Linked DNA regions of Homo sapiens: all the other regions are linked to region 1. A link is an interaction called in ENCODE POLR2A ChIA-PET data of the cell type or tissue named here. Cell type or tissue: GM12878. All regions are shown on one strand. Links, peaks and the distances in the headings refer to the core of each region. The heading gives the core; the rest is flanking DNA.

What was found. ChIA-PET counts read pairs that join two places held together with the same protein. Peaks named below come from ENCODE experiments on the same cell type or tissue, not always from the same donor. Only the 100,000 strongest peaks of a DNase experiment are listed, where the experiment ranks them.
Region 2: POLR2A ChIA-PET joins it to region 1 with 5 read pairs; 4 of 35 experiments call an interaction of 5 or more read pairs at or near these places.
Region 3: POLR2A ChIA-PET joins it to region 1 with 7 read pairs; 4 of 35 experiments call an interaction of 5 or more read pairs at or near these places.

Annotation. Positions count from the first base shown.
Region 1 is chr9:37,002,663-37,010,497 of GRCh38, forward strand. PAX5 (paired box 5) reads right to left here. Exons shown (of 10, transcript NM_016734.3): 4 at 3,811-3,875; 5 at 1-114. It overlaps LOC105376032 (a long non-coding RNA gene), which reads left to right. Exons shown (of 4, transcript NR_188579.1): 2 at 38-182; 3 at 3,107-3,351; 4 at 4,788-6,390. Among named protein-coding and RNA genes, the nearest start is that of PAX5, 28 kb to the right of the region's middle. RefSeq lists an enhancer at 3,157-3,206. In GM12878, for the core only: no CTCF peak of the experiment used is centred there; a DNase peak (open chromatin) is centred at 2,089; H3K4me3 peaks cover 2,616 bases; H3K27ac peaks cover 4,821 bases.
Region 2 is chr9:37,135,076-37,145,850 of GRCh38, forward strand. All of the region lies in intron 2 of ZCCHC7 (zinc finger CCHC-type containing 7), which reads left to right. Among named protein-coding and RNA genes, the nearest start is that of ZCCHC7, 20 kb to the left of the region's middle. In GM12878, for the core only: no CTCF peak of the experiment used is centred there; no DNase peak of the experiment used is centred there; H3K4me3 peaks cover 1,665 bases; H3K27ac peaks cover 4,640 bases.
Region 3 is chr9:37,123,798-37,134,572 of GRCh38, forward strand. It overlaps ZCCHC7 (zinc finger CCHC-type containing 7), which reads left to right. Exons shown (of 9, transcript NM_032226.3): 2 at 2,515-3,145. The coding sequence starts at 2,536. Among named protein-coding and RNA genes, the nearest start is that of ZCCHC7, 8.6 kb to the left of the region's middle. In GM12878, for the core only: no CTCF peak of the experiment used is centred there; no DNase peak of the experiment used is centred there; H3K4me3 peaks cover 1,088 bases.

The sequences.
Region 1 (7,835 bases), core at 105-5,104:
GCTTGTTGGTGTCGGCGCTGGGGGACGTGATGCCCAGGATGCCGCTGATGGAGTACGACGAGCCGGCCGAATCCGTGCTCACCGAGGACACCTGCGTCACGGAGCCAGTGGACACTGCGCGGAGAAAGACGGGCGGTCAGGGCCGCAGAGGGCTGAGGGCGGCGGACCGGCTGTCACCGCACGTGAGGCTGGGGGCGGCTGGGAGGGAGCGAGCGCAGGGTGGGCAGGGGGCGCTGAGGACCCTCGCTCTGCGGAGGCGGCCACACCTGAGCCACGAGCGCAGGCCTCGGGCGGGCCGTGTGCCCCAGTTCTCTGCGATGGGGGGAGAAAGGGAAGGGTGGGCACTGAGAAGGACTGACCCCTGCAGAAAGGAACACGGGGACACGGGGACAGGAAGGGCTTTCGCTTAAATTCCAGCCTATCCATGGATGCAGGAAGCAGGGGATGGAGAGGAGAAAGAGGGGAGCCGGGGCCCACCAACAGTCAGTGCTTAAAAAAAAAAAAAAAAAAAAAAAAAAACCTGAACTACTCGTTAGGCATTTCACCACCTGCCTGCACACCCAACCCAACCTTGGGTGCAAACACAACTACCTGAGCACAAACTCACGCGCACGGCTAACAAACTCCAAACCGCAGAGTGCCCCTTCTTTTTATAGTTTTCTTGCTGCCTTTTCTCCTTCCAGTTTCCCCCGATTTGATTTTAATATTAATTATGACAATAACAATAACTAACATTTTCTGAGAACTTACTCTGTGCCAGGCATTGAGGCATTATCTCATTTAATTCTGAGAACAATCTTAGAAGCTAGGAAATGTGATAATCCTATTGGAAAGGTAAAACTCAGAGAAGATAAGTGGCTCACCCAGGATCATACAGCTAATAAGAGGCAGAGTGCCTGGTGCCGGGGCTCACGCCTGTAATCCCAGCACTTTGGAAGGCAGACGTGGGAGGATCACTTGAGCTCAGGAGTTCAAGACCAGCCTGGCCAACATAGCAAGACCTACCAAAAAACTTTAAAAAAAAATTAGCCAGGTGTGGTGGCACAAGCCTATAATCCCAGCTACTTGGGAGGCTGAGGCAAGAGGATCACTTGAGCCCAGGAAGTCGAGGTTGTAGTGAGCTATGATTGTGCCACTGTACTCCAGCCTGGGCAGCAGAGCAAGACCCTGTCTCAAAAATAAAAATAAAAAATAAAAGAGACAGAGTGGTGATTTGAACCCAGAGACTAAAGCCTCAAACCCTATAACTAATCTGCTTCGCACTAATAAACAATGAAGAGCAATAATATACTTCACATGAATGCAGTACTTTTCATTTGATGATTGCAACAGCCCAGAGTGCTATTATTTATCCCCATTTATCAAATAAGGAAACTGAGGCTCCACAGGGAAAGTGATTCAAAGTCATCTAGCTAATAAACAGCGGCACCAGAACTTAGCCTTGGGTTTACTTACTTAAAGTCTAGATTTCCCCCGCCCAGAAATAGGGGCAGTGGTTGGTGACTTATTGTGACTGAGGCTAGGTCTCAAAGTTCCTAAGAATAAGAATTGGATGGGAGGTGGGGGGCAACTTTTGTGCAAGTTTCACATTAACTTCTGGCCCCAGATTCCTAGGGAGAGACCAGTCCATCAGCAGGGGCCTCTCCAGCTGTACAGCTGAATTGCCATTTCTGGGCTGTGGGAATTCTTTTTTGATTCATTAAAACCTACAGACCAATCTCAGACACACTTCCTTGGGCTATAACCAGCTGGAGGCAGGTGGAGCCACCTTTGACTCTTAAGAGTAGGAAATCACTAGAAATGGTGGTGACTGCCTGAGAAGCCCTTCACGGCTTCCCTTTGGAGCAGATCCAGCTCCTGGCTCCTACAAACCTAGAGGGAGCCATGCCTTTCTTCTCACATTTCAGTTTGATCTCACATCTTCCTTAAGAGACACAGAGGCAGAAATCGTTAACTTCTCTTTTTCTTCACCAGAAGAAGCTCCTTAAAATAGATTTATGCAAATCCCACAACCTTTTCTGTATTAACATGTAAAAAACAGAGGAAGAAAGAAGATCCCAGGTCACTTGGTACTTTAAACAACAACCACCATATATAACCAAAGCTCACCATGTTGCTGGCAGAGCCCATGACATTCGTTTTGGTGTTTTGTGATTGCGCTAGGCTCAAAAGACCCAGATTCCACTTTTGGCCCCACCACTTACTGGCAACATGACCTAGGGCTAGTTATTTCATCTCTGTAAGTTTCAGTTTCCTCACTCCTCGGTAAGTTTGTGAACTCTAAGGGGCTATATGTATGCGAGATGTAGTTTAATTTAAAAATTTCTGGGACAGAACAAAACATGCTGCTGACCTACAGTAGAATTATTCTTCTAAACCAAATGAAAGAATATTAGCAGTTATACCCATTTGATTTTCAGTGCTATGTGACCTGAAATAGTTGGTCAGCTACAAGTGAAATCTCAGCCACAAACATTCCCCCAGGAAGCCTTCCTTCACCCTCTTCACCCTAGCCCAGCAGAGCTGGTGGTTCCTTTCCTTCTGCCCCCACAGCACCCATCCCTTCTTCTTGAGCTTCATCTCTGTCTTGCAAACTTCTCTTCATTATATTCCCCCTTTACCTTGAGAATGGGGATTTTGTCTTCCCTTTCTTATAGGCTTGGCCTCTGATGCCAAGGTCTGCACCGCAGGGACTTAGCAGACACTTTCTGAAGGGATTACTAAATGAGGAATTATTTCATGGCAGGGAGGAAATCTGTCTTACCTTTATCCAAAGAGCCAACCATGGAGGATCAGAGGCCTCAGTGAGCACCTGGTTAGTGCCCCTCCACCCACAAATGAGGAAACTGAGGCTCAGGGAGGTGAGAGAACTTTTACATTTTACTGGGTGAGGTAATGACAAAGTTGGAACTGGAGGCCAGGACTCTGCCCATTCCCCATCACCGTGTGAGTTCAAGTTCTCAGTTAAAGAAGGAATAACAAAAGTGTGGAAATGTTACACAATCTGAGGTGTGATTCTGCAGGATTGACTGTGGCAACCAGAAGTGTCAGAGACTTGCTAAATCATTGCCCACTTTCTTATATAGTACAATAACTTTTCCCCCAGCTAACCAGCGGTGTTTCCTGTATCCCAAGTGGAGAAATAATACACCTTAAATAGACACATGTCATTTCACAATCTTTGAAGGGAAGACAAAGGACATTTCTGAACTCTTGAGCACTAGGAAGTATGACTCCCACTCTGTCGGGTCACAGCCACTCTCAGACGTCACCTGCGAGCACTGGAAACCCCACTGGCAGCCCTTGACAGTTCATAGAGTTCATGAGATCGAAGCAAGAGAGAGAGAGAAAGTAAGTTTGGGAACTTTTGCCACATCTTCACTCAAGACTGCAAGTGCACAAAGAATTGTAGAAGGGCTGGTTGATAGAAGAAAAAAACACATTCAAAACTACTTACTGACTAATGATGCAGAAAATGTTATGAATAAGTATCCCTTTCTTGATTTATTACTTTAATTATCTGACATTCTATAGACCCCCATTAGTGGATTTTTTTTTGGCTTAGATTTCAATTTTCTGTCTCATGGTGAAAGCTATTTATCATAATAATCAGTAAAATTCAAAACCTTTTAGCAGTATTTATAAAATTCATTTACCAGGTTCAGCCCTTGGAGAATGACAAAGAAGGCGCATTAGTACGTGTGCTGAAGTGTTTTATGCAGAATTATCTGTCCATAAGAATGATTAAAAGTTCTTTAGAATATTTGGAGCCCATTAGATTTTTAAATTTTTTTTAAAAGTTCCTCTTACCTATGCTGTGACTGGAAGCTGGGACTGGTTGGTTGGGTGGCTGCTGTACTTTTGTCCGGATGATCCTGTGGGCAGTTGAAAAACAAAATTGCTATTTACCATCAGGAAGGAGAAGAGACCTCAACCAGCTATGCACAGACAACCAGAAAACTCATACCCAAGCTGGGCCATGGTTCGAGCTGAGGCAGAGGGGCAGAGGTGGAGGGAGATTATAAACCCAGGCTGGAATCAGGAGGGTGGAAGGTTTATGGACTAGTCCCAACTTTGCTTCTGTTTCCCTGTGTAATTTGTTTCCTTGTGTAATTTGCACCCCCTCTCTGGGCTTCAAGTGCCTCTTCTGAAGAAAGAGGATGATGTGTTAACATTACGAGTAAGCATCCCTTTCTCGAGTATAGCTCTAGCTCCATAAGAGACTCATTGAGTGACTTTAGGGAGTCCTTCCCTTTCCTAGACCTCAGCCTCCTATATGTGGAATGAAGGAACTGAACTTGGTAATCTCTCTGTCCTCTGGCAGCGCTCACGTGCTGGTTTCTCTGCCCTAGAGAACGCATAAGGAGGGATAACACCCCTTCCCCTAGGAAGTTGCCAAGGGAGGGGATGTATATGTTGTTCTGATACTAGGGAGAGTCAAAGTGCAGCCAGGAGACATCCGGTTTGGCTTTCTTAAGAGGAAGCCTACCTTGCACCAAACCTCACAGAAAGGATCCACAGGGCTGGAGCCAGTGATATCCTGGCCTGTCTTTTCAGAGACCTTGCTCACACTCTAATACAAATTCCACTGTGACCTTGACCAAGTACATTCCATTGTGGACCTCCGATACAATGACGGAGTTGGAACAGACCACTCTGCTTATTTTAAGTAACCAAATCATTTTCGGAAAAGAAAAAAGATCTTATGGAAAAACCCCGTACATAAAAGAGATAATAGCAGTACTGCCTTCCCTTGGCCATCTGACCGCTCTAACATCCTTCTGCAGAACCTTAGGCTCTGAAGAGTTTGTAGACGTCCAGCAAGGACCACGCATGCGCAAGACAGCAAGTCCGGCGCATCTGAGAGCAGCAGAACAGGGCCACGCGAAAAGCTCCTTCGGATCTACCAGAAAGCTCCTTCCTTGGCATTTGGGAGAAGAGTGGGTCATAATAAAATGTCCGGTTTCTTTGGAAAAGTTATATTCCAGTCTCAAACTATTACCTTTTGAAAGGACATTTATTAGAGTTTTTTCTCATTATAACAGTAATATACGTTCATTGTAGACTCTTTGGACAGTATGGGAAAGTATAAAGAAGACATCTAAAAACGGTATTTTGGTGTATTTCCTTTATACCAACATTCCTGGGCATATTTAGAAATATCCATTTTTCTCTTAACAAAATCAGGATTATGCCATGTATACAGTTTTTTTTGTTGTGGTGGTTGTTTGTTTTGAGACAGAGTCTTGCTCTGTTGCCCAGGCTGGAGTATAGTGGTGCGATCTCAGTTCACTGCAACCTCCGCCTCCCAGGTTTGAGTGATTCTCCTGCCTCATCCTCCCAAGTATCTAGGATTACAGGCATGCGCCACCATGCCCAGTTTTTTTGTTTTTTTGCTTTTTTGTTTTTCTTTTTGAGACGAAGTCTCTCTCTGTCACCCAGGCTGGAGTGTAGTGGCATAACCTCAGCTCACTGCCACCTCTGCCCCTAGGGTTCAACTGATTCTCCTGCCTCAGCCTCCCGAGTAGCTGGGACTACAGGCGCATGCCACTGCCTAATTTTTGTATTTTTAGTAAAGAAGAGGTTTCACCACGTTAGCCAGGCTGGTCTCCAACTCCTGACCTCAAGTGGTCGGCCCTCCTCGGCCTCCCAAAGTGCTGGGATTACAGGCGTGAGCCACCGCACTCAGCCTCCATGTATACAGTTTTGCAGCCTGCTCTTTTCATGCAACATTCTGTGAGAAGCTTTTTCACATTCCAGACCATTAATATCTGAAAGTTTATTCTGAGGCTGCACTGGGTCTCCAGCTTATACAAATGAAGAATGACAGAAGTAGCAGGTGGGTGCCTCCCCTTAAACTCAATGGGCAGTAGCCTCTCTGCCCTTTCTGATCTTACAGCTTGGTGCTCGGCACCAAGGGCAGTCCGTGTCCTCAGCTGATAGCCTGAAATGGTCTTTTCTGTTCACCCTATAGTCTCACCACACACACACAGGCCATCTGGAGCCTGGCTACTTGAGCTCAGCAAGGAGCCTCTTGCCCTTTTCTAATCAGTCAGCTTAAGTGTTCCCTCAAATACATTCAGATTGTTTGTTTGTTTTCCCTAATATTCAAACCACTTATTTTAACTAAGCAAACTCGAAGCATATTGGACAACCAGAAAACTCATGGCATTTGGGAGAAGAGTGGGTCATAATAAAATGTCCAGTTCTGGGAGTGAGGTTCTCTTTTTGGTCACCTGGAAGTAAGCTGGCATCTGACCTAATGTTTATATTTTTGTGTATGTCACTTTCTCTGTGTGTATGTGTCTACAGAGATATTGCTGGATATGTCAATATATGGATATACCAGACATAAATATAGTTACAAATAAATATATGGCAAAAAAGTCACTGTAGTTCAGCTTAAAATCCTTACTTTTCAAATCATTGTCTGACTATTAAATTTGTATGTAAAAAAGCAAAGAAAATTATGTTTTCCTCATTTTCTTTTAAAATAGTTATAAATATCACTGGGAAAGCATTATCAATTGTTATAAATCATTAAGAGGCTGCAGTAGCACAGTGTACAGGCTCTGGAACTAGACCACTAGAGTTTGAATCCCATCCCTCTTACAATTTACCAGCTACATGACCTTGGGTAAATTACTTAACCTCTCTATGCCTCAGTCTCTTCATCTGCAAATGGGACTAAGAATCATTTCTATCTCATAGGATTACTATTAGGATTAAATTAATGAATTACTTAAAACAGTGGTAGCTACATACTAGGTGCTCCTTAAATGTAAGATGTTATTTTCAGTGGTGTCTTTGTAAAGATTAATGACTAGCTTCCGTCTTAAAATATTCATATTTTTCACATTTGCTTTAAAAAGCACAAGGCGAGGGCGGTGGGGGAGTAAAGATGCTCAATGGGTGCAAAAAAATAGAAAGAATGAATAAGACCTAGTATTTGATAGCACAATGAGGATACTATAGTTAGTAATAATTTAACTGTACATTTAAAAATAACTAAAAGAGTGTAATTGGGTTGTTTGTAACACAAAGAATAAATGTTTGAGGGGATGCATACCCCATTTTTCATGGTGGGTTATTACTCATTGCATACCTGTACCAAAATATCTCATGTACTCATAAATATATATATATATGCCTACTATGCACCCATAAAAATTAAAAATAATAATAATAATAAAGCACAAGTGGCCCCCTTGGAAGCTGGGGAGGGGAAGGTAGCCACTCTCACACTGTTTTAAGAATGCATCAGGGTTGTCCTTTATAAAGGGGGATCTCAGAGTTATAGGCAAGCCTCTGAAGCTGCCCCCAGGGGTGAGAGATTTTGCTCATCTGCCTTTAGCAGTCACCAAGTAAAAACAAAGAGCATCAGCTTACACTGAGAAGAAACTGTAGTGGGAAGAACAAGACTGTAATTGAATCATAACAACTCTAAACAAATTTTAAATTTTAAATATGACAGGCTGTCAAGACTCATCCAATAAGAACACACTCAGGACCTTTTCTAAGCCAGGGACAGTTGGGCTGAGTTGGCAGTCACACCAAATTGCCCGTCCCTTACCTGCTGAGCGTGAGCAGGACCCTGGCTGCCGTACTGCAGAGCACACTAGACGTTCCAACAGAGAAAGGAGCTCAGCATCAAACTCTTCCTATGAATAAGGAAACTAAAACCCAAGATGCTCAAATGACTTGCCCAGAATTGCACAGCGAGTCAGCCCAGACTCCCAGCCCCCATGCCCCAGCACTTTACTTTAAGCCACATTCAAAGGAAGCGCGGTCCCTCTGCTAAATACTTCCTATGTGAGGCATAAAAGCTATTTGGA
Region 2 (10,775 bases), core at 1,540-6,539, 130 kb after region 1:
ATTTTTTTCTCTTAGCCGTATATCCTGGCGATCAATCCATAGTCCTATGTAAAGATATTTAATATTTCTTATTTCTAGGACTATGAACTATTTTTGTATCTTCTACACTAATCTGAGCTGGGCACATTAGGCATGTAATAAATACTTTTTGAAAGTGAATGAATAGTAATTTAAAATAGTTGATGACTAATGCACTTGTTACAGTCTTAAAATATATTTTAAACAAATAAATAATTGTCTAATTCCACTTTCAGAAGAAATAAGAAGTTCTTATTCCTGTTTGTAATTTTTTTTATCATTTGGTAATTTTGAAATATTTAGGTTTAGCAAAAAATTAATAGGCTCAGGTTTTAAAAAGAAAAATGCCTTCTGCAAAAGGAACAATATGGTATTTTTAAGAGTTGAAGAAACCATATTAGTTCCTGGTTTATGACTGTTATGGTATAGAATTTTGTGTCAATGTAGAGCTCCTTCAGTATGTGTAATTTGGCACACAACCCCTTTAGTTCGTCAGCATTTGGCACATCGGGGATACCTAACAAATTGTAGGTAAATTTGTTTATTTATTTATTTTTTCCCTTAGGTAAATTTATTTGCAGTTCTGCCTTTGTGTATAGAGTAGAGCTCTTTACATAGTATTATTTAAAGTGAAATAATTGCTTGACTAAGGTAAATGGCTTTTGAAACTGAAGTAAAATTATGGCTTCAACACTTATGGCAGAAAGTGTTTTAACTATTTTGTGTTAAATCCCTTTTTCTCCCAAAACTATACACACAGAAGTTTTGGATATAATTTCAAAGGATGAAGAACTCATCTAGAGGCCATTGTTGAATTCCTGGCATTCATTAGGCACTCAACCAAGACTGGATATCTAATTAAAATTTGAATAGAGTGGGTTACCTATTTGAATTTTAGGTTTTCTAGTAAATCATTTTGTTTGATCTAGGTCTTTACATATGTGTTTTTTTGTTTGTTTTTCTTTTCCTGTGTGGATTAGTTTCTACCTTGCCTGGCTGATATATCTACTTATCTCTCAGTTCTTAGTTTGAAAGGTCACTTCTGAATGAGGTGTAATGGTCATAGGTTCTCAATTAGTGGTTGTTATTGGGTCTGTTACAGCTGTGCAGTTGGCCAACTTTGACTTTGGGTAACTTAATTTCTTTATTGGTAAAAAATACTTTTTATTTTATTAAAGTCATAAAGAAAAATGAGATATTGGGTAGGCTTAATGTCACAGGAAAATATTTTGATAAAAGTCTTCATAGTTACACGATAGGTTCATGATCATTGTGGCAAACATGAGCTTATAGCTTCCACTTTTTTGTTGTTGTTTGTTGTTGTTGTTGTTTTTCAGACAGGGTGTCTCTCTCCCACCCCACCCCTGCCCCACCTGCAATCTCTCTCTCTCTGTCTTGCTCTCACCCAGGCAGGAGTACAGTATTGCAGTCATGGCTCACTGTAGCCTTGACCTCCCGGGCTGAAGTGATCCTCCTACCTCAACCTCCCAGGTAGCTGAGACTGCAGATGTGGGCCACCATGCCCTGCTAATTTTTTGTATGGAGTTAGATGGAGTTTCACCATTTTGCCCATGTTCACCATGTTGCTCATGTTGCTGGTCTTGAACTCTTGGCTCAAGCGAGCTGCCCACCTCAGCCTCCCAAAGTGCTGGGATTTACAGGTGTGAGTCACCGCCCTGGCCCCACTTGATTTTTTTGTTTTGTGTTGTTTTGTTTTGTAGAGACAGTGTCTCACCATGTTGCCTACCCTTGTCTTGAACTCCTGAGCTCAAGCTCCCACCTTGGCCTCCCAAAGTGTTGTGCTTACAGGCATGAGCCACCGAGCCTGGCCCCAAGTTGCTTTTGAACAACATGTCTCTAGTATGGTGCTATCCTTAAAGAAATTTAATTTGGTGACATTTTATGATCTGCTAGTTTATGACATTGAACTTAATTCTGAAATCTTAAAATCTTTCCAAATATTATTTACTGGGTGCTGACAACGTACAAGCCACTGTACCATTAAGGTATTGGGATTCAAAAATTGCCATGTACTTTTTGCCTTTAGAAATCCTAAAATGCATGACAGTATGGAAAGTTCACTGTAAAACCAGAGTTAAATGCATTTCTACAAATATATGAGATGCTCCAGCAGAATACGTAATCATTCCAGGTGAATGCAGTAGATTTTTTAAAAAGATTAAAAAGTAGATAGGCAAAGTACAAGACTGAATTGAAAAGGAACCCTTTGAATTTGAGTTTCGAAAAATGGGTAGGACTTGAAGTTCAGGTTAAATGCAGCTAAAAATAGAAGGTGAAGCCCTTAGTAGAAACTGAAGACTGTATGTGCCATTCATGTTTATATGTGGCTGGATGTGATGAAATGTTTTAATAGTATATCTTTTTAGAAGCCACCTCTGCCTAAACAAGAAAGGATTATTTATGTTTTGTATATGTTCAGAATACTGTTGGAAGATTTCTTAGTCATAATTTTATTTCATTGCTTTCTCCCTGTTTTTTGCGTACATACCTCCTTTTTTCTTTTAAAATTAATTGGACCAGAGGTTAGTCAAAGGACCTGACCAGCTGTTTAACGTGTATTTTGTGCAGGGCTGTTCAAAGTAGAGCAGGTCTTAAGGTACAACTTTCACTCCTCATAGTTATGTTCTTCCTTATAATCTTTTAACATAGGAAAGGATCATTATTTTGTTAGTTTGGAAACAATACATTAAACTTTGCCTTCAGTAACTTCTCAGATCATTAAGGTGGTGTTTTTTCCCCTCCTTTGGCATTCATCGTCTTAATGTCAGTAGTTTCTTGAGACATTTTATACCCTAACAGGTCATAAGAGTGTATTGCCATGTGACATACTTCTCATTAATGTATAGTTTAATTTCTGCCTTATAACTGAAAAATGGCCACATGCTAGAATTCCAGTCACCAGGAGCATCAAGGAGCTCCCTCTCTGATGTTTTCAGCTTTTGTAAGCCTGTACTGCACAGTTCCTAAAGCTGCTTTTGAACTGTGTCTTTAGTTGTAGCATGTCACCTTACACTTAACTATTGTTAGGGCATCTTTTTATTTAATTTCTAATTAGCATAATGACTTGAGCTGTGTTATTCACTGTTCCATGGTGAAGTTGTCATAGGGAGAGAAGAAATAAAAATGTTCAGTTTCAGCTTTACTTGTGAATGGAGCGAGGTTTGAAGAAAGCTTTTTATGGCCATTGTTCAGCAGAATGAAAATCTCATTAGAAACCCCAGAAATCCCATGCAGCTTTGGGTTGGATTTTAATAACATTTTGGAATGTTGATATTGTATATCACTAATTTCTGTGATTTCACTGTAGATCAGCAACATAGGGAGGCAGTCTTCCAAAGTTAATTTATGACTTTTAATCTAAATTCATTTACAGTTTTCTTTTCAACAATGTTAAGTACCCAGGGAGAGAATTAAATTTTACTTTAAAAAAATACATTTCTTCTAGTAACTGATTTGATCTTCATGTAAGATATACTAAATTCATTGGAAACTGCTTAAACAGAAATACCATGATATGTATTTATTGAACTAATGACTTAGTTTAGTTGCCATTAAAATGTCACTCACCTTATCTACAGGTTTGTATTTTTTTTTTTTTTTTTTAGAATGGAAAAGCATAAAATTAGATGGGCAACATTTTCTTCCTTGTCAGAAGAGCTTGAATCCTGATGTCTTTTTAAGTGAAGAGTGTTTATATATAATTTTCTTGTAGCTTTTGTTTATTATAAAAATAATTATTGCATATAGTGATCACTTATCTAAGAAGATAAGTATGATTTATATAGACAGTATATTTTTATGGTCAGAAAGTAAATTTGATGTGAGCTACATATGATTAGACAGTAAAACTTTTTTCCAAAGAAATATAGAATGGAGAACATTTAATCATTATTTCCCCTTCTTAGAGTAGAGGCTGTTCAGATAATTCATATTCTGTAAGTAGGAGATCCTGTTTTTAAGACTTTACTAAATTTAATTTCAAAGTAATAATCTCTTATAAATGCTTCCTTGGTGGTTAAGACTTATTAATGAAGCAAAAGTATGGACTTCATGGAAGTTTTCAGCCTAACGTTTTAAATCTCTTCATTATTATTTATCTTTGTTTTGTTATAAATTAAAGATACTGGCATGGTTAACTTTTGGCATTTTGAGTTACTTGCCAGATATTTGTTGATTGTGCAAATAGTTAAGAAATAAATATTTTAATTGGGCATCCACCATGTATTATGTCACATTTTCTTTTTAAATCATATGCTTAAGAATACTTAAAGGAGTATGACTTGCTTTTTAGTTTGAATCTTGATCTAACAGCATTGGTTCTGGATGGAGATGTAATTCTAGAGATAAAAATTATTTCTGTTGTGTAGATTTGGATTCTAAATGTAATAATTATTTTAAAGTGGATCTTGTCTGCTAAATGTATAGCTTTTATTTCTATAACAAATTCTTACCTTAGAATTCCAACTTTTGTCAGTTTTGAAAATTAGTTTATTGTGGACTTGAGAGCATCTGTTCTTAATCTCGTGTTTTGCAAACACGTTTTAAGGGAAGACAGCATAAATCTGTGATAGTGAAAATCATTTGTACTTCCCCTCCCTCGCTTTTGCTTAAATATACAATTAACTTATAACCACCTCAGTGTGAAAGAATGGATGTTAAGTAGCTTAAGAGGTATTTATTAAGGGAAAATATTTTTATTGGCAGTTCCCTTAAGTCATATTTGTTTTGTAACTAAATAGTGCTTGCAACAGAATTATCTATCATAGGGAGGGAAAGCTCCAACTCTTGAAAACTTTTCAATACTTTTTCTATATTGGTAGTTAATGAGAATTCTTAAGATAGGAAATAGACTGGTTATGACTGGTAATATGATATTGCTAATGTAATACAAATTATGCTTTAAAAAAGCCAGGTGAGGAATTCAGGATTTGGAAGAATATGACATACATATACATTTAACTAAAGAAAGGAGATTTTCTTTAAAGAGAAGATGTGCAACCACAATCAATCCTGTAAGTTAGTCCTTAATCCTGTACTAGCCAGTTTTTAGTATTAAATGGTCTGATTTAACACAAATGAACTTTTGTCAATGGTTTTATTTAGAAATAGCATTACTTCCTACTTTTAAGGAGGATTTTAATAGCTAATAAAAATTCGTTGTTCTGATAAGAACTTGAAAGACATCCTTACTCCCATATAATTGAGTATTTTGCTCTTCATTCAACACCTCAGCCCTTTTGGTTTGCTTAAAAAATGATACAAATTTTGTGGGAGAATAAATATAACTTAAATATTGCTGTAAATGTGTTGTATAATCATATTTTAGCCTGGTATTATTGGTTCTTCTGTGTATGAAATACTTTTAAACATTCAAAATATTCAATTTAAAAGTTTCTGGATAGGTGAGTGGTAGAGATCCATCAGGTACTTACTTGGTTGTGGAATATTTGTGTTCTTGATGCCATGACATTTTAAAGTTGTATTAATCCCTTTATTTTTCTGTTTGAGATGATTCAGTTTGGGAGGTTTTATTATCAGATCTAACAGAAGAAACGTAAGTGTTGTACCACAGGTCATCTAATTTTCAAACCATGTTGGTTAGTTAAACTGACTTTGGTGTATAATTATGTACCCGGTAGTCAGAGGAGTTCAAGTCGATTGCAATTCAACTCTGTGATTGTGCCACCAGTTAGGTTAACATCAGCAGTGAAGGGCCTTCATTGTGTTAAATTTTTAAATTCCGTTAAGATTATTTAAACATAGAAGGAGATAGGTTTGTGAAGCAAATTTCTAAAGCAGTATTAAGCAAAGAGAATCTTTTCTTCCTCTTCTTTTAGATATATCACATACATGTGTATTTTGATTAAAAGGAAAAAAATTTAATGCTTATAGTATAATGCGCATACTTATTTCTTATTTTTAGAATTTATTAAAACTAATAAAATTTGTTTGGAAATCTCAAAAGATCTTTAGTAGTATACCTGCAACCTCAGCAGTCCCTTTTTATCCATACAGATTCTCTGCCTATTGTGGCCGTTTGCTCTAATTTAAATTTCCCATGGCTTTCGGTTGCAGACTTGGTTTTCTGCAAGAGTGCCCATGCTTACATGGTCATATATTCTTGGTGACTTTTCCACTTTTTCTTTTTTGTTATTTTGTTGATTGCTAAAGAAAAAGGGGAATTTTTTTTTTTAAATTTGTTTCTTTGTTTTGATCTTTCTTCCTTAGCCCATCTATTTGTGTGTTCTTTGTTTTGCAGATTGGAAAGAATTATTGTGTGGTACTTAGATCCATGGGGACTAGCAGGGGAAAACTAATTTTGTTCTTGGTTTTGTTTTCTTAATAACAGAAGCAATTTAATTTTTGAGCCATTGAGAAGCTGAAAAGATATGTTAGTGTTATGCATGAAATTGATGGGAAATTATTAATCCTGAAAATTTGTATTCATGGTCACTTTACTGTTGGAATAAAAATGTTATTTTATAGTGTAACCAAGTTAATACTAGAAATACTAATTAACAGTAAGTGGTACTGTTATAAATCTTTAATTTAAATATTATTGTATATTAAGTAGTTGTTTACAAGAAATCTGTTGTAATCTGATAATGTGATTTCTCTTACATTCAATTTTGTGGTCCACAGTGTGTATATATTCAAATAAGCATATGAACATGCCTTTGACGGTGGACACATTTTTACTTTGACCAGATCTTAAGAGTTTGCTTTTTCTTGGCAAAACTTGCATACTTTCAAATGTGAGGAATTTTGTTTTATAACATAACTTTGTACTGCTGAATTTAAGTCCTTGAAGTGCTATGGCAATTTAGTTATTGTTAGAAGTCAAAAGTAGAGGTCTCTGTTCCCAACATCTCCCCAAAATATTTTTTCATTAATATTCACAGGCTTTAAAATATCAAATTATTGTGATCAAAGCTACTTCTGTTTTACAGTTGTTTTGTGAGGCTGGTGTCATACAGTAACATTTAACTGAATTTTGTATTTGCTAAATTAACATAAAATAATAAAGAGATCCTTTTTACCATTTAAAAAATTCTAATAATTTCCTAATCAGGAAAAATGATGTTATGATATACTGTAAATAGGCTAAAAAAAACCTTGTAATGTTGATACATAGGGAAAAGAGTAATTTTGATAATTAATAATTTTAGATTTTTTTCCTTTGATTGTACCTCATGGTTGTGAGGTGTCTAAAATGCTCTTTCTGCATATCTGTTAAGGACTTTGGGAATTGGGGTAAGGGCAAGCCTTCTTTCTGTGTCTGTTAATTACAGGTTTTTTCTTGTGGATGTAGTGCTCTTAGAATATGAAACTGATTTATAGAATTTGTAATTACCAAGAAATAAATAGCATCATTGAATTTTGTTTTCTTTATTTTTGCTATTATTTTCTAGTTACTGTGCTTCACATTTTGATTTCTATCAAATGACTTCTCAAAAAGCAATTTCTTTTAAATCAGTGAGTTTCAAACTAAGAAGAAAATGTATCCTGATAGTCTAATTAGCTGTTGTTTGTCCATGCCAATTAAAATAATCTTTTGAATTTCTAGTCTTTGATTATAGTTATATAGGCTTCATGAGTTTGTAAAACTATTCCTCCTTTTAAAGTATTTTAAAAGGTGTATTGTAATTTTATAATTGATATTCATATGTAATTATTGAGAAACTTGAATAACCTAAAATATATTTCTAGTATTCAGCACATCAAATCAAGGTATAACCTGTGATATAAAAGTGGTCCAACAGAAGTATACAGCTTTAAAAATAACAAGGAATTAATTCTGTTAGCATGTTTTACTAGCAAATGTTCGTGGAAAATGTTATTAATTCTTAAAGCTCAGTGCCTGGGTTTTATTGTGTGTGGCCTTACTAGGAGAACACTGTAGAGCCGAACTTGAAATTTATTAAGGAAAGAAGAAACTGGTGAAGTGCTTTTATGCTGTTAAAAAAACTTCACAGACAATTGTCAGACAATTTTTTTTTTAAAGGTCATGATTGCTTGATGCCTTTTCCAGTCTTTATTTGAAACTCTCGTTTTGTAGGATTTCTTTTTTGTTCTTCCTCTTCCTTTTTTCTTTTGGCAGTGGGTGGAAGATTCTTTTAAAACTGAATGGCTAAACCTGTATGGTAACTATTGAAGTATGATCGAAATACTTTTATTCATGATTTTTTTAGGCCAAAAAATGCTATGAAGGTAAGCCAATGATGGTAAAATTACATTGTGTTGCGTGGAAACTGTTTTAGCTTTAGCGTTTTCTGTTCAGAAAAGTAGGCTCTGCATTAGAGTTTTAAATTGGGATTTGTTTGTGAAATATTTTGTAATTCTCATATTGCTGATTGCCTTTATGTCTCGGTGTTCTAGTAGATAGTTCGTAGTTCCTGAAAAATAATATTCTGTGTATGAAAGAAAATAGGAGGTGAGAACAGAATGAGAATTGGGAAAGAAAACCCCCTACCCAAAATGCCGCCACCTAACAGGTGGAAATATCTATGCCATTACAGATTTTCAAAACGTAGAGTGCTTGAACTCTTTTTTTCTAAGAGATTACTTCAAATTTGACAGATTTCACAAAATTTTGTTATGATAAATATTAAAATTTTAACTCTTATTTTTATCCTAAATTTAAGCCCTTACAAATTAAGAAAAGAGTGCCTCGAGGCTGATTGCTAATGTTCAATTAAGTTATGTGTTCAGTGAAGTAATTTTTTGATTATGATATTTTGATTTTATTAATATGTAAACTAAAAATTATAAAAGGATTATGAGTACAGAAATTAAATTATGTGAAATTAATTTTGATATTTTGCGGCAGACAGTTTAGAATTAAAATATCCTTGGTGTGTAATAATTTTATTTCTTGTAAGGACATCTGTTGGCTTTCAGTATTCAGAAAATTTAGACTTTTTAATTTTAAATGTTGACGTAAATTAACGGGAGCCATACTTTAAATTGAAAGAACTTAAGGGAAATACATAAAATATGCTAGTGATTGGCTTACTTACATTTTCAGTGATTAGACTTTGTGAAATAAGAGTAAGGCCTAGCATTTTATTTTATTTAAGAAAATATACTTAATTTAAAAGTACTAATACAAGAATGAGAGAAATCTGGTCAAGTATAGTAAATCCATATCCATAATTATTTTCAATCACTAGTTACAGAGGAAGGTGTGAATGCTAATATCTTCTTTGTTGAAAATCATAAGTTGTATTTTGAAAAGGGATGAAAGGGAACAAGTAACTGCTTTCAGGCAGATTTATATCATCCTAACATCATATGTTATTTGTGGGTTCATGTCACAAAAGCTTGCAAAACTTCACAAAATAATTTAATGTATTTTAATTTAGTAAGCTTGCTGAAAACTCTTTTGTGATAAATCTAGAAAAATTTATACATGATATTTTTCTTTTTTAAAGTTTAGTGATCCATCTTGGTACTTTGTCTCAATTTCAGTCTTGTTGATTTAGATAATATTCTTATTGTTTTATAAATTTCCTTTCAGGAATGTGTTACTGCCTTGATACGTTCTCACCTTTCCAGTTATATATGATCCATCTATGACATTCTATCATCCAGGTGTTACTATTTTATTGTTCTTTCTTGTACTTTTGTTGTAAGGTACAGACTTCAAGTCTAAAGTAAGAGCTAGTGTATATTACAGTGTATATGACCATTTCTAATTTGACCTGTTACTGTAAAGAAGGCTAACAAGTGTGTATGCCTAGCCCACCCCTTCTGGAGCAGTTGAAAACAGGCCTCAGAAGACTCAAAGGAATTCTTTTAACTCCTAGCAGGGCCACGGGGTCAATGTCAGATTTAGTCATGCTGTTATTTTAGCCCAGTGGTCCAGAGAGATGACTGAAAAGTGAGTCTTTCATTTCTTTTTTTGTGTGGTTATTAACAGGATTAAATGTAAGCCATTGTGTACTTAGTACCAATTAGTTTCTCATCTGAGAGGTTCATTATGATTTTTTGTCAGCCTTCGTCTTGTAATATTTGTTTCTTTGTTTGATTAGTTAAGGGGCTGAATGGGCTAAAGGGAAGTTTTAACAGCAGTACTTTTAAATTCATTAAGAATTTTAATAGTCAACTTTTCAAATATGTAGACCTTGATTAAAAAAGGGACCATGTTGAAAATTGGCAAAATTAAGTAAATTGTTTAAAATTTTCCTTTTCCTGTTGTATTTTTTTAATCTGAAAAACAGACTGTCTTTATTATATCAAATAATACTTTTATGTTTCTAGAAGTCTACTTCAGATTCTTGTACATACTTCTTAAGATTGTATTTAGTTTGCTGTGAATATGTAATTATCGTTCAGAAGGGGCACATACCAAAAAGCTCCAAAATTAAAAAACCTTTTCAGTTTCTAGGATAGAAACATAGATTGAGCTATTAAAAGCAGAACATTAGAGTTCTGGGATAAAGATAGTTGTCAGGTGTAAACAAGCCTTAATTGAAAAGGAGGCAGCCTAAAAGTTGATTCTTTATGCTATTATAAATAAGTAAAAATGCAAACTTGCTTGAGTTCAGAAAATAGGAGCATACCCAACTTTTAAAACTACTTATTAGATTGGTAGTTGCTTTAGATCCTTAACTTAAAAAAATTCTTATTAAAATCAGTGTTCAATTGAGTAATATTCCTCGTTTAATAGATTGAGATGCCTCAGTTAAATTTTGAACAAAAATTGTTCCTATAAATTGAATTGGAGATGCTGA
Region 3 (10,775 bases), core at 4,403-9,402, 130 kb after region 1:
TTTTATTCGAATTCCTCTGAGGCTAACAATTCAATATAAACTGATGAATGCTGTGAGCATTATTCAGACAATCACATTCAATTTGTGTGACAGTAACAGCATAGCCACCTGAAGGACAGTGCAACAAGGGCACAGGTATATGATACCCTTTAGAAGAAAAGCATTACAGGTGGGTTTATTTGTTTCTGGAAAACAAACAACTCCAGTAGGAATGTAGTACATTTTTGGCTCTTGTCCATTTGGTTTTTGGGATTAAGGTGGTTCTATTACCAGAACTACCACCACAACACCCTGGTATTTTTGGGCAGAAATTTGGGACACTAAGAAAACAACTATTTTTTATTTTATGTGTATAGCTGTTAGTGGAAGAAAGAATAAATAGGCATCATTATTGCTCTTTAGGCTGTCCCTGATTTTGGACACACACTTATTTTTTCAGGGCTCTCATTTTAATCAGTAGTCCATCAGTACCTAATGGAAACATCTACTGTGTAGAGTTTTGGTTGCTGATGCTAGAATTTAAGACTTTGGAGTAGTCGAAAGACAACAGAGAAATTCATCTCATAATTTTTGTATTTTAAGCACATACTAGATTTATCAGGGCTGAAGAACAAATGCCCGATGGTGTAGTTCATTTATTCATTTATGAATTCAGCAAACGTTTGTAGCTGACCCCGAAAATACCAGTTACCCTGTTTGGCTTTGGTGATTCATTGTTTAGCAGAGTGCATATAGTTCCTGCCCTCCTGGGATTTGTGATCTGCGTTTCTTGGAAATTTATATTGAATAAGTAATTATAAATGTGATGAGTGTTTTGACATGTAAAGTACTTATGGAAGCCCATAAAAGGGGCTCTTAATTTAGCCTGGTTGCAAGTGATTTTGAGCTGAGTTTAAAAGATGAAGGCTGAGGAGGATTTAATATGCTCACAGTAGAAAGTAAAGTGTTTCACTTTACACATTTATTCCCAAAGCTGGGAGTTTTGTCTCAATATTGGGTCATTATTAAGTTTGTATTTATACATTATAAATATACATTGTAAAAATATACATTTTTGTAACTAGTACAGAGTTTTTAGACAGTCTGCTCTGTTGCCCAGGGTGAAGTGCAGTGGCATGATCTCGACTCACTGCAGCCTGTGCCTCCCAGGTTCAAGCTATTCTTGTGCCTCCACCTCCTGAGTAGCTGGGATTATAGGCGCACACCACCACACCCAGCTGATTTCTTTATTTTTAGCAGATATGTAGTTTCACCATCTTGGCTAGGCTGGTCTCGAACTCCTGACTCAAGTGATCCACCCGCCTTGGCCTCCCAAAGTCCTGGGATTACAGGCGTGAGCCACTGCACTGGCCCACCCTTGTTTTATTTTTGAGTTGGGTTCTTGCTTTGTCACCCAGGCTGGAGTACAATGGTATGAGCATAGCTCACTGTAACTTTGAACTCCTGAGCTCAAGCGGTTCTCCCACCTCAACCTCCTGAGTAGTAGCTGGGACTACAGGTTTGCACTGCCATGCCTGGCTAAGTTTTTAGTTTTAATTTTTATGGAGATGGGGTCTTACTGTGTTGCCCAGGCTGTTCTCAAACTTCTAACCTCAACGTGATCCTCCTGCCTTGGCCTCCCAAAGTGTTGGGATTACAGGCATGAGCCACTGCCAGCTCAGGCATTTTTATTTATTCTTTTGGCCAATGATCAGAGGGCCGTGCGATTAATTTGTTAATTGAGAATATACATTTACACCCAAACAGTAAACAAAATTGTTTCCTGTTATAGATTTTAGTCATAATTGAAGTAATATTCCTGTATATGCTTGAAAATATGAGCTATAGAACCAGAACCAAGGAAAAGATGAAGAATGGATAGGATAGTGAGAGCTGCTTTAAGTTTTGTTTTAACATTTTGGAAAGCAAGGGTTTTGTATCCTGCGGTAGATCTCAATTTGTTTTTCGTTTACAATATACCTGTGAAATCTTACATATCATGTGCTGCATAATAGCATTTTGGTTAAAGACAGACAGTGTGACTGTGGTCCCATAGGATTTGTATACGTTTTTGCTATATCTTTTGTATGTTTAGATACCCAAATACCATTGTGTTACAGTTACTTACAGTATTTGGCACCGTTACATGCTGTATTGGTTTGTATCCTAGGAGCAATAGACCATACCATGTAGCCTAGTTGTGTAGTTGACTACACCATCTAGTTTGTGAAAATCATCCTATGAAGTTTGCACGATGAAATCACAGAACAAAGCATTTCTTAGAGTGTTGACTGTGTTTCCATCAATAACTATAACTCAATTTGTCAGTAGTAATTCTCGTTGGGGAGTGGTGGGACTTACAGGAGTGGGTCCTAACAGGACTTAGAAATCCTTGGAAAAAAAGGTATTTTAATATGTCTGAGAATAGTGATGGCCTTCATATTAGCAGTTGTCACTGACAGGTGATATTGTTACTTAAACTGGCATGATCTGAACTTTTAAAGTATATTCTGTGTACAACTTTCTCTTTTGCAGCTTCAAGGTTACTGACTTTTTATGATGTTTGGTGGCTATGAGACTATAGAAGCATACGAAGATGATCTTTATCGAGATGAGTCATCTAGTGAACTGAGTGTTGATAGTGAGGTGGAATTTCAACTCTATAGCCAAATTCATTATGCCCAAGATCTTGATGATGTCATCAGGGAGGAAGAGCATGAAGAAAAGAACTCTGGGAATTCGGAATCTTCGAGTAGTAAACCAAATCAGAAGAAGCTAATCGTCCTTTCAGATAGTGAGGTCATCCAGCTGTCAGATGGGTCAGAGGTCATCACTTTGTCTGATGAAGACAGTATTTATAGATGTAAAGGAAAGAATGTTAGAGTTCAAGCACAAGAAAATGCCCATGGTCTTTCTTCTTCTCTTCAATCTAATGAGCTGGTTGATAAGAAATGCAAGAGTGATATTGAGAAGCCTAAATCTGAAGAGAGATCAGGTGTAATCCGAGAGGTCATGATTATAGAGGTCAGTTCAAGTGAAGAGGAAGAGAGCACCATTTCAGAAGGTGATAATGTGGAAAGCTGGATGCTACTGGGATGTGAAGTAGATGATAAAGATGATGATATCCTTCTCAACCTTGTGGGATGTGAAAACTCTGTTACTGAAGGTTAGTATCATATTGGCCATTTTGAAAGTAGTATCATCTTTCATAAGGAGGACTGCTTTTCCTAGAGAAAAGACCAATAGGGTCTACTCCGTTTAATTCCTCACTTTTTGGTCTTGTTTTTTGGTTTGTTTCTCATGCGACTCTCTTACCAGTGGCTACTCTAATGGTGGTTTGTCTGAACGTCAGAAAGAGTATGTCAGAATACCAAAGACACTCTGCTTCTGCTGTAAGCAGATTCATAGCTGCTTCTTCCTGTTTGGCTAGAGCCAGTTCTGGACCTGAAATCTTACTTCCCCCCTCTCTCTCTGCTTGGTACCACAGGTGAGTACTCCATCCACCTCTGGCATTAGCCCTGTGCACTCATTCAGCCAACTCTGTTGGGACTGTCTCTTCCTATGGGATTTGCTTACCCAGGAGTTAGATGGCAAGCATAGGGAATGTCTGGCACACAGAATATATGGAATTAGTGTTAGGATTAGGATTTTAGGTACTCCACAGTCAGAAAGACAGGAAAATATGAAGAGCTGTAAGTCTAGGGCAGGTTATAGGGGAGAATGCAAATTTTGATAGCTACATCATCAAGGATTAAAATTTTGGTGTTAGTTATGTCTCTGTGACATGTAGTCATCTAGTCTTAATGCTTATGCCTTCAAGAAGTTCCTTTTCATTTCCCTCCCTTTATGCCTAATGCTCAGTCTCTTGCACTAGTTTCCTAAGTAGTCTTCTTTTATATCTACCCTGTACACTGTTGTTAAAACTGGTATTGAAATGCTCTTTTACTCATAGTACTTTATTGCTGCTCCAAAATTTTTAATGGCAGCCTGCTTCCCTAGAAATGATGACATTGAATGTAGATTGTGCTTGGAGCCCCTGGGATTGGCAAATGTTTTTTTAAGAAGCCAGATAGAAAATATTTTAGGATTCCAAGCCATGTGATATCTTAACTACTCAACTTGGCCCTTGTGGGAAAGCAGCCTTAAATAATACCTATAGAAATGGGGGTGGCTGTTCTCAGTAAAGCCCTACTTACAAAAACAGGTGGCCGGCTCAGGCTGTAGTTTGCAAACCCTGAGAACTTGACAGCAAAACGAAAAGAGAGAATAGTAGTTAGGACAGAACAGAATCGCGTAAAGTTTTTTCCATATAGGTGAGCTCTGATAATGTTTGTAGGTAGAAAGAAAGAAACTTGTGAAGGAGAGACTAAACCTGTTTGATGGATTGGGTTGGGGGCCAGGTTAGAGATAGGATCAGGTGTATGTGTTGTTGAATTATTCCTAAAAAGGAAGAGAGACACTAGTAATTGCTAAATCATCAAATATTTGTAGAGGTAGAGGAGAAAGAATAAATTCAGATGGATTGAGGCAGATGAGAGAACATATGGGGATGTGTTTGATTTTCTTAGGAAAATGAAAGCAGAAGTGGGAGAGGGCGGGGGATAATTGGAAGCTTAGAATGTGGAAGGGATGTTTAAGTGCTGTGGGGAATACTTTGAGGCAGTGGTTACCAGTATTTTGAAGATGACAACCTGTGTAACTTTGAAACAATTTGTGGACCACCCATGGTTGTAGTTATGATTTTAGTATTCAATTGAGAAAATGCATATTAGAAAGAAGCTACTACTCTTACATGACTTTGTGTTTTATTAATCACAACATTGATATGTGAGAAATAGTGTTTATAATGCGTTGCTCTAGGTACCCATTAAGGTAACTAATTCTGCAGTTTCCCAGGAGGCTGAAGGCTCTTAAGTTGGAAATCATTGCACTTGAGTGAATCAACAGTAAGAGAATAAAGGATTGTTTAGAAGTAGTATTCAGTCAAAATTAAAATGATGTGAACTTGTAGTGAACTCACTTTGAAGGATTCCATAACTTTATCCAGTAATACTTGTCAGCTTGGAGCAAGATGACAGAAACAAAATGATCTTGGGTTAGGCGTAACACTATAGAAGGCCAAAATAAGCATTTAGCTTATTCTTTCTCTAAATTACCTTTTCCTGAGATCACACCTAGTTTCATTAATCACTTCTGTATTTATGGTCATCAAATTGTCATCTCCTTAACCATTTTGTTGATTTCAAATTCTCTGTGTACATCTACAGAATATTTCCATTTGGGTATCTTACTGTCTCACATTTGACATACTGAAAAGAAAGCTTGATAACTTGAAAAAAAAGCTTATTATCTTTCCTTTGAAACAACTCCCTGCTGCTTTCTGTTTGCACTAGAGAATCTACAGACATGCTAAAGTTGATGGCACAATGTGGATAGGTTGGGAAAAACATGAATTAGGTGCTGGATTTAGTGAAGAAATCGAACTGTGCCATATTTGGCAAATGATGGTGATGAGAAAGTAGAGAGAACCTTGGATTTGTTTTCTGTTTTAGCCAAATAGAATTAAATTCTGAATTTTTGGAAATTAATTTACTTGACTCTTATAAACTCTTACAAATACTCAAATATATATTCTCCATTTTATTTCCTTGATCCACTAATGCTGTAATCCTATTTCCAATTAATAAACAACATATTTAGTACTGATGCCCATTTAAGTGTGTTGTTACTCTGTAATCACTATCCCTCTCATAAAACTATCTGGGGATAGATTGGTTCATATAATCTTTAGAGAGAAGATTTTTCTCATTTCTGTAAAAGTGTAGAGAAAATCTCAAGTACTTTAGAAATGCCTATTGTTAAACAGTATCCATAATTATTTTGTGTTCTGTTTCCTTGACCTCACTCAAGAAAAAAACAAAATATCTCCCAGAATTATGGCATACTGAAAACTGCAGTATGACATAAAAGAAAAGACTACAGGCTCCTTGAGGTTGGGTCTTTTCCATACTCATAAACCTGCTTATAATAATATTTAGAGTAATTTCTTGGCACATACATTACCTGCTTTCTCATCAATTGCTAAATCATCAAACATTTATTGAGCATCTCCTCTATGTAGGGTATAAGTAATGCTGAGGTAGTACTCGTGACTTACAGTGGTAAAAGACTTAAGTTTTAGGCCGAGAGCAGTGGCTCACGCCTGTAATCCCAACACTTTGAGAGGCCGAGGCGGGTGGATCACCTGAGGTCAGGAGTTCGAGACCAGCCTGGCCAACATGGCGAAACCCCATCTCTACTAAAAATAAATAAATTAGCTGGGAGTGGTGGCAGGCACCTGTAATCCCAGCTACTTGGGAGGCTAAGGCAGGAGAATTGCTTGACCCAGGAGGTGGAGGTTGCAGTGAGCTGAGATTGCACCATTGCACTCCAGCCTGGGTGATGGAGTGAGACTGTCTCAAAAAAAAAAAAAAAAAGATAAGTTTTAGCCTTGAATGACATAGTGTTTCACTAAAGAGACAGAATATAGGAAGCTAAGTAATTTACGGAATTCTCTCCTTTTTTTTTTTTTTTTTTTTTTTTTTTTTTATAGCAGTGGGGTCTTACCCTATAAATAGAGCAAGGCTAGTTTGGAACTCCTGGGCTTGTGTGGTCCTCCCGCCTTAGCCTTCAGAGTAGCTGGGAGTGCAGGTGTGAACACAGCTTTGAAATCTCAATTTTTTTTTTTTTTTTTTGAGACAGAGTCTCGCTCTGTCGCCCAGGCTGGAGTGCAATGGCATGATCTCGGCTCACTGCAAGCTGCGCCTCCCGGGTTCACGCCATTCTCCTGCCTCAGCCTCCCAAGTAGCTGGGACTACAGGCACCTGCCACCACGCCTGGCTAATTTTTTGTATTTTTTTTTAGTAGAGACGGGGTTTCGCAGTGTTAGCCAGGATGGTCGCGATCTCCTGACCTCGTGATCCGCCTGCCTCGGCCTCCCAAAGTGCTGGGATTACAGGCGTGAGCCACTGCGTCTGGCCAGAAATCTCTTAACCATGGGAGTTAAGTCTCAAAATTCTGGTGATACAAGTGGTTGAAACTTAAAACTTTGTTTAAAAAATAGGATTAGTGAATTTGAGATAATTCATAAGTCTGTGAAAGACAATAAATACATACATATTTTACATTTACTATTACTAAATTTGTAGTAAATTTGAGTACAGCACTACCTCTTTATCTGTGAAAACTTCAGACTCTCCCCTATTACTTTAATTTCAGTGAGACATTATTATATTAAAAAAATGGCCAGGCCTGGTGGCTCACGCCTGTAATCCCAGCACTTTGGGAGGCCGAGGCAGGTGGATCACGAGGTCGGGAGATCGAGACCAGCCTGGCTAACACGGTGAAACCCCGTCTCTACTAAAAATACAAAAAATTAGCCGGGTGTGGTGGCGGACGCCTGTAGTCCCAGCTACTCAGGAGGCTGAGGCAGGAGAATGGTGTGAACCTGGGAGGCAGAGTTTGCAGTGAGCCGAGATAGCGCCACTGCACTCCAGCCTGGGTGATAGAGCGAGACTCTGTCAAAAAAAAAAAGAAAAAAAAAATACAGGCCGGGCATGGTGGCTCACACCTGTAATCCCAGCACTTTGGGAGGCTGAGGTGGGTGGATCACTTGAGGTCAGGAGTTCGAGACCAGCCTGGCCAACATGGTGAAACCCCGTCTCTACTAAAAATGCAAAATTAGCCGGGCATTCTGGCAAGCATCTGTAATCCCAGCTACTTGGGAGGCTGAGGAAGGAGAATTGCTTCAACCTGGGAGGCGGAGGTTGCAGTGAGCCGAGATTGTGCAACTGCACTCAAGCCTAGGCGACAGAGTGAGACTCTTGTCTCAAAAAGAAAAAGAAAAAAAAGAAAATGGGCGTACACATTTGTTTTGCTCTACTGACAGTTAATACCACAACTCAGAGGCATTTTTTTTTCCTTTCTATTCTTCTTCTAAATGTTCAACACTTTTCTGATTTTGTGATTTGAGGTTGTTGATTAGCTTCCTGAGGCTCCATTGAGACTGTATATACGTGACACTTAACAGTCTAGCCTTCCTCGGTGCATATAGATATATGATGGTGGTTTTGCCTGTAGTAAATTCATGTCAAAACATAGGCTTTCAGTGCCTATTACATATGACTTTCAGCTCTCTCTACTGAGGGATGTAGGAGTTTATTTCTGAGGTCTGAGCCTCTTTTCCTTTACTTCCTTTATTCTTTCCTAAGCCTTCTTTATAAAAACTATGCATGTTCTATCGTTTGTTTTCCTTCTTGATTCCCGCCCCTTCCTTTTTTTTTAATTATCCCCAGCAGGAGTGACTTGTAATTCTCATATATTAGAAAGGCAGATCTCCTGGTGGAAGAAAAGATGCACCGAAGGAAGTCAGCATATTTAGTAATTTGTGAGGGGGATCTCAAGTTTGGAAAGGATTGTTATGTAAGACAACCAAATGATGACATGTGACAATAAAGCCATAATAGCTACTTATTTTCCTGGTTAGGGAAGGGATATTACTAGTTCTAGGAGTAACTGCTAGCTCTTTCTTGTACTTTTTTTATTGTGGAAATATAAAAATATACAAAAATAAAATGTTATAATTGACTTCAGTGTCCCATAAACCAGCTTCAACAGTTACCAATTTATGTCTAATCTTTCCTATCTATAACTCTGTGCCCCTCTGTTATTTTGAAGCTCATCAGACATCAAGTCATTCATATATGTATGTATGTGTATGTGTGTGTATACACATCATGTGTGCACATGTGTGTATGCATGTATACACATTTGTATACAAGTGTGCACTCATGTTTGTCCCTCAGTGTCTGTGGGGGATTGGTTCTAGGACTTCCCATGGATACCAAAATCTATGGATGCTCAAGTCCCTGATATAAAATTGTGGAATATTTGCATATAACCTATTTACATCCTCTCGTATACTTTTAAGTCCGGGGTGTCCAATCTTTTGGCTTCCATGGGCCACATTGGAAGAATTGTCTTGGGCCACACATAAAAAACACTAATACTGACAGTAGCCGATGAGCTAAAAAAAAATTACCAGCTGGACATGGTGGCTCACGCCTGTAATCCCGGCACTTTGGGAGGCCGAGGCGGGCGGATCACGAGGTCTGGAGTTCGAGACTAGCCTGACCAACATGGTGAAACCCCGTCTCTTCTAAAAATACAAAAATTAGCCCAGTGTGGTGGTGTGCACCTGTAATCCCAGCCTCAGAGGCTGAGGCAGGAGAATCGCTTGAACCTGGGAGACGGAGGTTGCAGTGAGCCGAGATCGTGCCACTGCATTCTAGCCTGGGCGACAGAGTGAGAGAGACTCTGTCTCAGAAAAAAATTAACAAAACAATCTCATATTGTTTTAAGAAAGTTTACGAATTTGTGTTGGGCCACATTCAAAAGCCTTCATGGCTGTGAGTTGGACAAGTCATCTCTGGATTACTTAACATACCCATACAATGTAAATACCATGTAAATAACTGTTATATTGTATTTAAGGAGTCATAATGAGAAGAAAAATATACACGTTAAGTAGACATGCAATTTTTTTTGGTCTGGAATATTTTCTTTTTTTTTTTTTTTTGAGACACAGTCTTGCTCTTGTCACCCAGGGTGGATTGCAGTGGTGCAGTCTTGGCTCACTGCAACCTCTGCCACCTGGGTTCAAGCAGTTCTTCCACCTCAGCTTCCTGAATAGCTGCGAATGCAGGTACCTGCCACCATGCTTGGCTAATTTTTGTATTTTTATTTTTTATTTTTTTAAAATTTAAAAATTTTAAAATTTTTATTTATTTTCTGAGACGGAGTCTCGCTGTGTCACCCAGCCTGGAGTGCGGTGGCGTTATCTTGGCTCACTGCAACCTCCGCCTCCCAGGTTCAAGTGATTCTTCCACCTCAGCCTTCCGAGTAGCTGGGATTACAGGCACGAGCCACCACGCCCAGCTAATTTTTGTATTTTTAGTAGAAACGGGGTTTCACCATGTTGGCCAGGCTGGTCTTGAACTCCTGACCTCAGGTGATCTGCCCACCTTGGCCTCCCAAAGTGCCAGAATTATAGGCGTGAGCCACCGTGCCTGGCCAGTTATTGTATTTTTAGTAGAGTTGGGGTTTCAGCATGTTGGCTAGACTGGTCTTGAACTCCTGGCCTCAAGTGATCCACCGGCCTTGGCCTCCCAAAGTGGTAGGATTACAGGTGTGAGCCACCGTGCCCGACTGAAACGTACTATATATATATATGTATATATTTAATCATATTACCATAGGTAAACAAATTCCCGGTAATTCTTTCATCATCACATACCCAGCTAGTGTTCAGATTTCCTACACTGGCTCCTAATTTTTTTTTCTTACAGATTATTTGAATTCGATCCAATCCAGGTATTGTAATTGGCTGTTAAACTTAAGTATCCTTTAATGTATAGGTTCCCCTTAATCTCTTCCTTTTTTTAATTTCTTGTAATTTGTTGTAATACCTAGATTCTTTGTCTTCTAGAATTTCCAATGGTCTGAATTTTATAGTATTGCTTAACATGTTCTACTGTCCTCTGTCTTTCCTGTGAATTGGTAGTTAGATCTAGAAGCTTGATTAAATTCAGATTTTCTCTCTGTTGTTACATCATCAGTTTGACACACAGGTTCATTTGTTTCACTTTGCTTTTGATATGTTATTTTTTGGAATTATCTTTTAAAAATTTGGTTTTCTTTTATAATCATGTAAAATGTGTATAAGGTTCCAGATTCAAATCAGCAAAACATGATAAAAT